2 separate regions of the Homo sapiens genome follow, and region 2 is linked to region 1. The links are chromatin contacts, found by Hi-C or POLR2A ChIA-PET in ENCODE. All regions are on one chromosome and are shown on one strand. The core of a region is the stretch at or near the end of the contact, and the rest is flanking DNA. Distances in the headings are between cores, read along the strand shown.

Evidence for each region. Hi-C counts contacts between places; a loop is a spot of excess contacts on that map. ChIA-PET counts read pairs that join two places held with the same protein, here RNA polymerase II (POLR2A). Pooled maps may share reads with other maps.
Region 2: a map of PC-9 shows a loop between it and region 1 (6-fold over the local background). The contact joins two enhancer-like sites. A Hi-C loop is called at or near these places in 1 of 168 maps with a recorded cell type or tissue (PC-9) and 1 of 50 pooled maps. POLR2A ChIA-PET finds 5 or more read pairs at or near these places in 11 of 52 experiments (A549, AG04450, BJ and 8 more).

The regions. Positions count from the first base shown.
Region 1 is chr17:15,916,210-15,922,430 of GRCh38, forward strand. It overlaps a transcript of ADORA2B not described here. Among named protein-coding and RNA genes, the nearest start is that of ADORA2B, 26 kb to the right of the region's middle. Within about 2 kb of position 4,647, at least 5 of the 41 ENCODE cell types and tissues checked have a DNase peak (open chromatin) inside an H3K27ac peak, as active enhancers do; they include PC-3 and PC-9, where a contact is called at or near this core.
Region 2 is chr17:15,962,379-15,969,297 of GRCh38, forward strand. All of the region lies in intron 1 of ADORA2B (adenosine A2b receptor), which reads left to right. Among named protein-coding and RNA genes, the nearest start is that of ADORA2B, 21 kb to the left of the region's middle. RefSeq lists enhancers at 3,341-3,927, 3,928-4,513, 4,514-5,100, 5,101-5,685, 5,936-6,684 and 1 more. Within about 2 kb of position 1,398, at least 6 of the 41 ENCODE cell types and tissues checked have a DNase peak (open chromatin) inside an H3K27ac peak, as active enhancers do; they include PC-3 and PC-9, where a contact is called at or near this core.

The DNA.
Region 1 (6,221 bases), core at 3,397-5,896:
GTCCTGGGATGGGAATCAGGCTTCTCCCAAACAAGTCAACCTTCCTGGGGACTGCAGCTTTGTGCTACTGCAGCTGGAAGCCCAGCAGGACTGTGGGTCTGAGCCAGCCCCTGAGTTGAAGTGTAGGAGGACAAGTCACAGACAAAACCCCTCAGACACCGAGTTAAAGAAGGAAGGGCTTTATTCGACCAGGAGCTTCGACAAGACTCACATCTCCAACAACTGAGCTCCTGAGTGAACAACTCCTGTCCCTTTTAGGGGCTCACAACTCTAAGGGGGGTCCGCGTGAGAGGGTCGTGATCAACTGAGCAAGGAGGGGGGGTACATGACTGGGGTCTGCAAGCTCCTGCGTCGGTAATTAGAACAGAACAGGACAGGGATTTTCACAGTGCTTTTCTATACAGTGTCTGTAATCTATAGATAACATAACCAATTACATCAGGGGTCAATCTTTAATTACCAGGCCCAGGGAGTGGTGCCAGGCTGTCTGCCTGTGGATTTCATTTCTGCCTTTTAGTTTTTAATTCTTTCTTTGGAGGCAGAAATTGGGCATAAGACAGTATGAGGGGTGGTCTCCTCCCTTAGAAGGGGTTGTGGCACCAGTGAATTAGGTCATTGCCAGACCATTTTATAGACCAGGAAACTGAGGCACAGAAAGGCTCAATAATTTGCCTAAAGCAGCTCAGCTTGGAGAAGGCAAAGCAAGGATTTAAACCTAAGTGATCTGGCACCAAAGCCTGCACTCCTAGCCACTGCTCAATGCTCCACCATCGGCCACCTGTCCTGGAGAAGGAGGAGCACTTGCTGTGATCTCTTAATTGAAAAACAAGGCCGGGCACAGTGGCTTCCCAGCTCTTTGGGAGGACAACATGGGAGGATGGCTTGAGCAGGAGTTCAAGACCAGCCTGGGCAACAAAAACGAGACTGCATCTCCACAAAAAACTAAAAATGAGCTGGGCGTGGTGGCGCCTGTGGTCCCAGCTACTTGGGAGTCAGAGGCGGGAGAATCGCTTGAACCCGAGAGATAGAGGCTGCAGTGAGATCTGATTGTGCCACTGCATTCCCTCCTGGGCAACAGAGCCAGACCGTGCCTGCCACGGTACGCTGGTGTCCTCTTGAAGAGGGGGCTAGGCGGGGACAGCGGTACCCACGGAGTCTCGGAGTCTCGAGGGGCACGTTCCCTCAGGGCTCCCAAGGGGCGCCCACAAGGCGCCAGGCTGAGCCGGCGCAGCCAAATCTCCTCAGGGCTGCGGCCGCCCATCCTGGGACCGCGCCCCTGCACCATGTGGACGGTGCAGGCTGGGCTGGGGTCTGACGCCCGAGGACCCCTTCCCCCTGCCCAGCCCTGCCCCCGCAGGCACTGGAGGGCTCCCCTAGGCGGGGCTCCGGGCTAGGGAACAGGGATGCCCAGCAATCTCGCGCTCCCGGGGCCGGACTCCAGCGGCAGGGGCCTCCCCAGGCTGCGGCTCCGCGCCGGTGACGGGGGCTCTGCCGAAGGGCTCCTGCCCCTGCCTAGCCTGGCCCATGCTGGTCGCATCAGGGGCTCCATTCAACAGACGACCGCTCCGGGCCTGGCGCGGGCAGGGGCGCGCAGTCACCGCCTACTCGGCTCCTTGGCTTAGGCTCCCCAACCCCCTGCCACAGGAGGCCACCCCAAACTTCGCCTGTCCAGGCGAGTGCTCGGGCTCGGTCCCAGCCCCGCCTCCTGCCGCTGTCCCTCCCTCCCTCTCGAGCCTGCACTGGGCCCGGGCTGTCCTCCTCCGTATCCTTGTGGGTGATTGTACGTCCAGGTGGCCGTCGCGAGGCACCTTAGACTGGGCAGCTTAGAAACAACATTGCTATCTCGTGGTCCTGGGAGTCTGCGCTCGGGGTGGCAGCGTGGTCGGGCTCTGGAAAAGGCCTTCTTCCCGGTTGCCCAAGACCACCTTCTTGCTGTGTCCTCACTTGGACAGAGGGAGCTGCTCCTGGCCTCTTACAGGGGCAGGAATCCTTCCATCCTCATGACCTGGTCACCTCCCCAAGGCCCCAGCTCCTTATACCTTCACCTTGGTTCAGGTTTCAGCAGAGGAATTTGGAGAGGGGCACACAAACATTCAGTGCATTGCTGTGGGCTTATATCTTCTTTTGCGTCTTCTGGCCCCTTAAAAGTCGGAGTCTTAAACCTTTCCTCCGGTAGGGGCCTAGTTTGTAGGCTGAGTACAGTCACCACATACAACACAGGATGCCCAATTAAATTTGGATTTCAGATAAACAATGAATAATTTCTTTTTGTTTGTTTTTTTGAGACAGCCTTGCTCTGCCACTCAGGCTGGAGTGCAGTAGCTTGAGGTCGGCTCACTGCAACCTCCGCCTTCCGGATTCAAGCGATTCTCCTGCCTCAGCCTGTCGAGTAGCTGGGATTACAGGCGAGTGCCACCACGCCCGTTTGATTTTTGTATTTTTAGTAGATATGGGGTTTCACCATGTTGGCCAGGCTGGTCTCAAACTCCTGACCTCGTGATCTACCCGCCTCGGCCTCCCAAAGTGCTGGGATTCAGGTGTAAGCCACCGCGCCTGGCCAACAGTGAATAATTTCTTAGCGTAAGTACACCTCCTGCAATATTTGGGACAGACTCAGGAATTATTGGTTGTTTATCTGAATTTCAGATTTTGCTGGCAGCCGTGTAAGAGCCTTGGGACAGGCAGGTCACTCTGTGTGACAGGGGACAGCCAGAGGCCCAGGCAGGAGGAGCAAATAGTGAAGCCTGAGTGAACCACCCAGGCAGGTCCTGAGCCCCCACCACCAACATCCGGTTTATGGCTCTTCTCAGTCTCCAGGAGGAGGTTTATTTTCTCCTCTGCTTCCTGGGCAGCTGTCCAGTGCCCAGCCTGACTGCTGGCAGCCCTAAGCAGATACACTCCAGATGCAGTGTGACCTCCTCGTTGCCACCTCTTGGGGAAGGAAACTGTGATGGGCTCCCTGCCATCCTACAACCATGGCACCCACTGGAGGTGTCTTGTTCTAAAGCCCAGTGGCCTATTCCAGGCCCTGGTAGGAACCAATTTGGATTATTTGACCTGAATTTTCCAGCCAAAGCCTTCAGGAGGTGCCCATCCAATCCCACTGCAACCCGTTGAGTCATTCCTGCATCTGTCCTCTACCTGCCAGCTTCTACTCACCTTTCAGGACTACCTAAAGCAAGACTGCCTTAGAGAAACACCTCTCCATTCCCCCACCCCAATTAAACTGGGCTCCCTGAAAAAATGTGGCCTTAATTTTTCCTTCAGGGCCATCATCAGATGTTTAACTCTCCAGCTATGGGTGTCATTTTGGGGTGAATGTCTGTTTCCCACCCTCAACCAGGGACTACAAGCTGTGCCAGGGCAGGTACCTGTGTCTTTGGTCACCTAGTGTGTCCTGGCACCACCTCCTCAGCAGGAAATGGGTGCCTTGAAGCCCAGTGGTAGGCATGTTGCAAGGGTTGAGCCTCCTGAGGTCAGGAGACAGCCACCAGGTACAGCAGTGGATGTGCCCAGTGGGTGGGAAGGGAAGGGAAGGGAGGCCAGGTGGGATGCCAGGTGGGGGCAGAGGAGGCTCCAGTGGCCAGCTGGGTGTACAGGATGGAAAAGACCCACTTTCTCCAGCCACTTTTTATAAAAAATAAAAATAATTTTTTTAAAGAAAACCTTTGTTCATGAAGAAATTGGGTGAATGTGTCTAGACAAGATTGATTGTAATACAGACCCAAAGACAGTTTCAATTAGCGTCAGCGTGAAATCCTGTAAGCCAGAGTTTTAAACCTTTTCCCTAGACCAAAGTACCCCAGTGGCCCCCAGGGGGTCTCAGAACACAGTTTGAAGCTGTGTACTACAGTAATTTTTTTTTGAAATCTTTTATTTTGAAGCCTTATAAATGCTTCAGAGTTTTCAGAAACTCAAATACTGAATGTTCTCATTATAAATGGGAGCTAAATAATATGTACACATGGACATGCAGAGTGGAATAATAGACACGGGAGACACAGAAGGGTGCGAAGGCGGAAGGGAGAGTGAGGCATGAGAAGTTACTTAATGGGTGCAATGTACACTATTCAGGTGATGGCTATACCAAAAGCCCAGACTTCACCACTGTTCAGTATACCCATGGAACAAAACTGCAGTCGTATCCCCTAAATTTATACAAAATAAATAAAAGTTTCTGTTCCCCTTATGACATAGCAATGATTGTTTCATATAAAAGTGACTACTTTCAGGCCAGCCACAGTGGCTCACGCCTGTAATCCCAGCACTTTGGGAGGCTGAGGCGGGTAGATCACAAGGTCAAGAGATTGAGACCATCCTGGCCAACATGGTGAAACCCCGTCTCTACTAAAAATACAAAAATTAGCTGGGTGTGGTGGCACGTGCCATTAGTCCCAGCTATTCAGGAGGCTGAGGCAGGAGAATCACTTGAATCTGGGAGGTGGAGGTTGCAGTGAGCCAAGATCGTGCCACTGCACTCCAGCCTGGTGATAGAGGGAGACTCCGTCTCAAAAAAAAAAAAAAAAAAATGTTGACTTTCCCCACCACAAATTTTCACATAAAAATGACACGCCAGAAAGGTGCATCACAGCACCGCGCAGGTATTTGTGACAGGCCTCATCCCTTGGAGGCTGCGAGCCCAGCTGGAGAAGCACAGCAGGGGGCCAACGGGATGACTCACAGATTGCACAACTGTAGGCATCTGGGAGCTCCCTGCTGATGGTCTTCTCAGACTTTCAACAGGTCTTCTATAAAAATTCTCTCGCTCTGGAATTGTTTGTATATGGCAATGTGGGAAACCAATGTTTGAGTCCAAGAACATGTGCCAGGCTTCCGGCCTTCCGATCATTCCAGGATGAGTCAGTGAGCCAGTGGGGCACCCGTGTGAGTTTTATCATCCATCTCCCCAGGCCATGGAGGATTTCTCCCCTGCTTCAGACAGTCATAGACAATGGAAACCTGTTTCCAGAAAGCAGACAAGCTGAGCCTGGGGATTTGGCAAATCTCAATCAGAACTGGCTCCAAGCATCTTCTAGGTCTCACTTACAATTTAAAGCAACAGGCGGCTTTTACTCAACTGGAAGGTCTCAGCCTGTTCTTCTGCAGCAGCAGTGATGCTATGAGATCTCTGCTGCTAACAAAGCACCACTGCAAATGGCTTCTGGAGATATTATCCCTCTTGATGGTTGCTGTCATTATCTCCTTTGAAAGTGAAATTTACCTGACACAAAATCAGAAACTAGAAGATCCATTTTCTGTAATCGTGTAAATGTTGTTTTAAAGTGACAGTTGATGCTAAAATACATGTTCAGTACAGAAAATACCAAAGGCGCAAAGAAAATAAAAATGTCCTATCATCACACCAAAAATGGGTAATGAAAATTAACATATTTTTTGGTAGTTTTATCAGCACACGTCAGTATCAGTTAGAATTAGGTTAAGTGGCAAGGGATAGAGTCCTGAAAAACAGTGCTTTAAGGTAAGAAACTTCCTCCCTTCTCATTAAAAAAAGAAGTCCAGAGGTAAAACTTCCAAAGCTAGCATGCTGAATTCACAAAATTATTAGGGATCCAGGCACCTTTTAGCTCTCACATCCTTAAGGGAGTGGCATTTATCCTCATAAATGAAAATGGCTGCCAGAGTTCCAGTCATCACAACTATATCCCAGGAGACAGAATAAAGTTTATGTCTTCCTAGAAGACTCATGTGACACTTTCTGTTATATTTCATTAGTCCCATGGCTACACCTAGCTTCAAGGAAGGGTGGGAAATCTAGTCTGGGGTTCTGTTACAAAAAGGAAGGATGACTTGTGTAGGGAATTAGAAGTCTGTGACAGTTTATATACTTTTTCATCTTAAAGTTTAACTCTGAATAGATTCAAACATTTATTTTTACTTGACTCAAAAAATTATGAAAAAATATACAGTGAAAGACCGTGCCACTCAGTCTTCCCTTCCCTTCCCAGATGCGTACACACTGGTAACTACTGTTATCAGTATTTTGTGTACCCTTCCAGAGTTTCTTAGGCACATACAGGCAAATGTGAGTAGCATCATATCCTCTTATTTTTAACCCCAAAGTTAGCATGCTATGCATTTTATTCTGCACCTGGCTTTTTGTTTTTGTTTGGGTTTTTTTCTTTTCACTTAGGCAAATGTCTCCAAGACACATTGCTATCAATACATAGAAAGCATCCACATTCTTTTTTTCTGCTGCATGG
Region 2 (6,919 bases), core at 148-2,647, 43 kb after region 1:
CCTTCCACATTTATCAGTTTGCATTCTTCTGTAAAGACAAGCTTTAGCTTCTCCTTGCCCTTCCTTATTTTATTAATGTCAGTATGGACTTACAGAATTTTATTTTCATTAAACGAGTTATAATCCATTCCTGTTATTTATTTATTTATTTTTATTTTTTCCATTTTTTTGAGACAGAATTACGCGCTTGTTGCCTGGGCTGGAGTGCAATGGCGCAATCTCAGCTCACCGCAACCTCTGCCTCCTAGGTTCAAGAGATTCTGTGGCCTCAGCCTCCTGAGTAGCTGGGATTACAGGCGCCTTGCCACCACGCATTTTTAGTAGAGACGGGGTTTCACCGTGTTGGCCAGGCTGGTCTCAAACTCCTGACCTCAGGCAATTCACCCGCCTTGGCCTCCCAAAGTGCTGGGATTACAGGCATGAGCCACCGCGCCCGGCCCCTGTTATTTATTTTGATGCCCAAATTCAGCCAGTGAGAGAGGGCCCTTACAAGGTCACTTCTGTTTGAGTGTTCCTATTGTTTTTGAGCACTTTCTTATATTTTGGCATAGAAAGGTATTCCAGGCTCACATTGTAGTTTCCAGTTTGAGTACTAGCCATTTTCCAAAGAGTCTTGGTTCCTTTTAGTGGAGAATTATATATAAAAACCAAGATTTGGGTAGATTTGCTCAGTGCTACTGGAGTATCCTTTTTTCTGGGCCCTAGCAATAAACAGAGGTAGGAGGTTTTTTTTAATAAAAAATAGTGAATTACAAGAACTCTTGCTTATAATACAATGCCATCTAATTAATGAAAAGGAATGATTGAGTTAAGCAAATCACCATTTCACGACTGTCATAGTAAGAACTGATTCAGGCAAGAATCATCAATAGGTGCTAAAACTTGTAGGTGAAAGTTTGATGAGGAGTAAGATACTTACAGTCCCCAAACACGTACCACAAGATACCTGCTAATTAAAATGGGAAAGTTATGATGGAGAAACCTGGCAGACACCACATCAACCAAGTGCCTTCTCATGTACCCCTCTTGCTGGTCGCTTGTGTTTATGGCGGCTGATGCTTTTGACAGTTAATGTCACATCTGAGGCAGTGCTCCGTAACCCCAGCCTTGGGAGGGCACTTTTTGGGGCAGAGGACAGAGTGTCCTGTTATCTTTTGGTCTGGTTCCAGGCAGGAGCCCTTTCTCTCAGGGACTGCTTATTTTATGGGAAGGAGATCAGAGTCTGGAGCCCAGTAGCTTTGGGCTGTCTCTGTGTCCCATGTGATCCATGAAAACAGCACATGAGAATCACCAGGCCCAAAGGGGAACTCTGGGAGACCTGGTCCTGGCCCCTAACCTCAGTCTCAACTGGTTGAATCACTGGTGGACCACCTTGGATTGCCTCTTCTTGCCATAGGAAGCTGGTTGGGAGTGCTGCCAACTTTCTTGACCGCAACCTGCATTGCTCATCTTTTGTTCTTAGGGGACTGTGAAGGACAAATGGCATCTCTCCCAGCCACCTTCACATAAGACAGTGGGCTCAGCTCAGGCCCAGCCAGGTCCATCACTGGAATTCAGACATGTCTGAACTTGCTGGAGTAGATGAGAACCCCACAGGAGCCAGAGCAGCCCGGGGCCAGGGCCTCCTGGGAAGACTCGGCCTGAAAGTAACCTTTGGTGACCACACCTTGCTATCCAGTGGGCAGGCAGATGCTGTCCTTTCCTCAGACTGGCCTGCAGGCTACAGCCGTGCCCATCTGCAGAGATAAGGTGGTTTGCCCTCAGGACGCAGATGGCAGAGAGGCCTGCTTCCCGTTCATATAAGTAAAATCTAATAGTATCTACTTTTTTTATTGTTGTTTTTGTGTAAGAATGGTTTTATTTGTTCCTTAAATGTTTGGCAGAATTAGTGAAATCATCTAGGCCTAAAGTTTTCTTTGTGGGAAGGTTTAAAATGATGAATTTTAGGCTGGGCGCTGTGACTCACACCTGTAATCCCAGCACTTTGGGAGGCCAAGATTGGCGGATCACCAGAGGTCAGGAGTTCGAGACCAGCCTGGCCAGCATGGTGAAACCCTGTCTCTACTAAAAATACAAAAAAATTAACCAGGTGTGGTGGCAGGCGCCTGTAATCCCAGCTACTCAGGAGGCTGAGGCAGGAGAATCGCTTGAACCTGGGAGGTGGAGGTTGCAGTGAGCCGAGATCATGACACTGCACCTTCATTCCAGTCTGGGCGACAAGAGCAAGACTCTGTCTCAAAAAAAAAAAAAAAAAGAAAAGATGAATTCTACTTTTTTAATTGTTATAGTGCTATTAAAATTTCTATTTATTTTTCTGTTCATAAATATTAAAAAAAAAACCTTTTATAGTTTGGTACCATAGGAAATCTGAAAAATAGATGAATATTAAAAAAAAAAATCTGGCCGGGCGCGGTGGCTCACGCCTGTAACCCCAGCACTTTGGGAGGCCAAGGTGGGCGAATCACGAGGTCAGGAGATCGAGACCATCCTGGCTAACACGGTGAAACCCCGTCTCTACTAAAAATACAAAAAATTAGCCCGTGTGGCAGCGGGTGCCTGTAGTCCCAGCTACTCAGGAGGCTGAGGCAGGAGAATGGCGTGAACCCGGGAGGCGGAGCTTGCAGTGAGCCGAGATCGTGCCACTGCGCTCCAGCCTGGGCGACGGAGCTAGACTCTGTCTCAAAAACAAACAAACAAAATTTCATAGTTTGATCCCATGGGAAATCTGAAAAAATGGGAGGCTGCTCAGAAGCTCGTCATAACAATATCCCCTCTTATATAGATAGCCTCTAGTGGTTTATAAGCTGAAGCTGAAACCATGTTCATGCACTTGATGTTGATGCCTTGCTTTATTTAGAACTCCCAAGTCCCAGGTGGGTGTTCAACATGTTTCTTTGATTAAGAAGGCAGGGTTCTGTTCCCTTCTTATAAACTCAGGCTTTCTCTCACCATTTGCTTGCCAGGCAGTGTTAGGTGTTTTGGATACAGCTGTGAGTCTGTTCCATGGAGGAGCTCATCCTTCAGTGGAAAGAGACAGAAAATGCAGTTGTGTGGTAGGTACACGGGAGAGGTGCTCTGGGTGGTCATGAGCTGCCCTGAGAGCTCAGGGGCAGATAAGCTGCTCTGCTTCCATGTGAACTTCTGTACTGTGAATTAATTCACGCGTGGCAGGTGGCCAGGGGAAGGATGTTGGTATAATGGAGACACTGCTTTGGTTCACCTGTGATTTTGCCTAGGCAAAGGAGGTGGAATAGTGGGAGGAGAATGACAGTGTTCAGCAGGAAAGGAAAAAGCCCTCTGACTGCTCTGCCGCAGGAGCCCCTGTGGGCTCCTGGGAACAAGAAAAAAACAGTGCCTGCAGCTGGCACTCCCGTAGAAAGCCACATCCTAGCCTGCTGGGGTCTTGGCCGTGGCAGGCTACGCTGCCTCCAGGCCCATCTTAGTAACAGCCCCCTGGCTCAGAACTCCTCTTTCATCTGCACTGTCTTGGCACCTGTCAGCCTTGCTCTAATTAAAGTTTGCCAGGCTTTCTATTTGACTTTTTTGGTGCAGTTTTAATATCCATGGTGGCAGCCTCTTGCCCCACTGAACTGCCTGCCTGGGTGTCCCAAAAGATTTTGTTAGTGCTCTAGTGACAATGTTTTGTAGGTTTGAGTGGTCTGCTCTAGCCCCATGTTTCACAGAAGTCCTGTTAATATGTGGAATAAGATAACATGAGGTTTTCTAAGAATGTATATATTGCTTTATAGCAGAAATGTATGTATTTCAGAGGAATTTAAAGCTTGTGAGCTAGATAGACTATAAACGGAAGAAACATCCCTAAAACAAACAGGAAACAATTTTAAGAAGCGGCAGTAGAACTCTGTGTGCATTTACTTAGCAATCTGCATTTCTAAAGTGCTTTGTACACATTCCGTCTATGTTAAAAGCCTCAGCAGCAGGTTGGAGGCGGGTTCTGGGGCTAGTGTTTCCGATGGGAAGCTCAGGCTCCATCCAGCCTGTGGCTGGACTGGCCAGGCTCAATGTCACTCCCCAGGTAGCTGCCCTTGATCTATACTAGGAGCACCTTGAGAGCTGGGAATTGATTTCTAAGCCTGGTTTGAGCTGAGGGCCACAGAGCCAGTGCAGGAGGAGACCCTGCCCCAGAAATAGGCCAGTGCTTGTTATGCAGGCCTTGGCGGTTCCCCGTTTCCTTACGTAACCTCAGTGTTCACGCTGTTTCCTTTTGTTGATTCCCTCCGTGTGACTGTTTTTCTGTCAATCTCCTTAGCTAATGAGCTCCTTATAAGGAGAATGGATGGATCAGAGCACAGCTCCGTACACAGTGGTGGGGCATAGCCATTTCCCAGAGTGTGGACTTTCCCAGAACTCCCCTGTTGTGTGGGCCTGCAAAGGCTGGGATTGTTTCTGCCTTGTTTGGAATAATAAAGCTGCCTGTGTTTCCTGTGTTCACTTTTCAGTCGCCTGTTATTCACTCTCCTACATTTGGGGCGGTTGTCCTGCTTCCCTGGCCTCACTGCAGTGCTCAGTGACCTCTGCAGCAGAGCAGTGACTGCCACGGGCTGGCGAACGGAAGGACGGAAGGACGTGGCCCATGCCCTTCAGGAATGTTTTGGGGAGATGGACAAACGCATGCAGACCTGAGGGTGTTCGGAGCACAGGGAGGGAGGCAGAGTCTGCAGCAAGGGGTGGGGCCGAGGAGGGAGACTGGCCTGGGGAGAGGACAGAGGCCCAGCAGGAAGTGGGAAAGGAGAGGGCGTGGCAGGTGGTTACCAGAGCCCTCCTGAGATGCCAGAGTCCCCAGGGGTTCGTTCCTTCCAGTGTCCTGCCCAGTGCAGGGACACCTGCTTGCCTTTTTTTTTTTTTTCGAGATGGAGTCTCGCTCTGTCACCCAGGCTGGAGTGCAGTGGTGCAATCTCACTCAGTTCACTGCAACCCCCGCCTCCTGGGTTCAAGTAATTCTCCTGCTTCAGCCTCATGAATAGCTGGGATCACAGGCATGCGCCAACACACTCGGCTAATTTTTGTATTTTTAGTGGAGACGGCTTCACCACGTTGGCCAGGCTGGTCTCGAACTCCTAACTTCAGGTGATCCACCCACCTCGGCCTCCCAAAGTGCTGGGATTACAGGCGTGAGCCACCGCGCCCAGCCAAAGGGACAGATTATTAAAGAAGATAAGAATGGGAGAAGGTGGAGGATGCAGGGGCCAGGGCACGTGGGGAAGGACACTTCCTCAGCTGTACTGTTGCACTCCAGCCTGGACGACAGAGTGAGATTCCGTCTCAAAAAAACAAAACAAAACAAAAAATGATATTACAAAGGACATAGACCAGGGTGAGGTGTGAGAAAGAGCGAGGCGTTTCCATGCCCTCCTTGGGTGCACCATCCTTCAGGAACCTCCATGTGTTTGGCTGTCCTGTAGCTCTCCGTACCTTTTCGTCGTAGCCCTTTTTTGGATTCTCCATTGAATAGACATGACTCAAGCATGGACAACTGGGTGGCAGTGTGAGTGGACGAAAAGGCATGATTCAGACTGACAGGCTGAATGGGGAAACTCAGCAAAGCCTATCTGTTCCAATGCTTCTTGGCCTCTCTGTGCGGCTCCTTCTAGGGGAGGGGCAGGACCCCTTCTGAAATGCGGGTCTTATGAGTCACAATCAAACAAGGTAGATCAGAGAATTTCTTTATGGACAGCTCCAAGACAGAAAGACAGAGGAAGATATATTTTTAGTTATCATGGCCTGTCTTGGGGAGAAGTAACAAGGGCTATGGGAGTTATGTGCCAGGAACTGTGGACCAAAGCCAACACAGCTGACCCTTGAACAGCACAGGTTTGAACTATGCAGGTCCACTTGTATTGGATTTTTTTCAACCAAACATGACTGAAAATGCAGTATTCCTGGGATGTGAAACCCACATATACGGAGGGCTGCTGACTGCGGAACCTCAGTATGTGAGGACTTTGGCATACATGGGGATCCTGCAACCAACCCCCTGTGTGTACATACGGTGAGGTGACTATACATACATACCATAACATCGCAGAGCACACTCCGCTTCCTACAGAGGTTGTGCTGAGGGGTCTGGTTATGTCCTCCAGCATGCCTCTTTTTGCTGTCCTTGAGGACTGCCTCCCAGGAGGGTGGCAGAAGCCCCTTCCTTCAAGTCTTCAAGCTGCTGACCTATGGCTGTGTGGTCAGGCGGAGGAGGGAGCTGGAATTTGTGAGTTGAACATGGAAGAGCTGTAGATTCCTATGCAGGAAAATGGCAGTTTGGGGCGAAATTGGAATCAGATTAGATGAGGTCTGTGTCCTGACTGCAGTTTAGCAGCAGCAGGCACATCATGTAGCCTTTCTGAGCCTTGGCTTCCACGTCTGTAAACTGAGGATAGCAGCTCTCACCTCAGGAGGCGTGGTTTGATGAGATGTGAGGGGTCCACAGCCCAGAGCTGCCCAAATAGCAGGTGCATAGGCGGTGGCAGCTGTGCCATGGATGTGTCCGGACAGCTGGGGGAGGGTGTGCAGGCATCTGTCACCAAAACTTGGGGTTTGGTTGTGCGGTTCCTCCCCTGCCTCAGCTGATAACTTTCTCCATCCTTCTCTGAGGTAACAGCAGTTCTCAAGGAGATGCTGGCCCATCTTCTCACCACTCAACTGTCCCACTCCCTGCACTGGCGCTGTTCTTGTCCTTCCTTCCACTGCAGCTGAGGAAGTGTCCTTCCCCACATGCCCTGGACCCTGCATCCTCCACCTCCTCCCATTCTTACCTTCTTTAATAATCTGTCCCTTTGGCCGGGCGTGGAGGCTCACGCCTGTAATCCCAGCACTGTGGGAGGCTGAGGTGGGCGGATCACGAGGTCAGGAGATCGAGACCATCCTGGCTAACACAGTGAAAACCCATCTCTACTAAAAATACAAA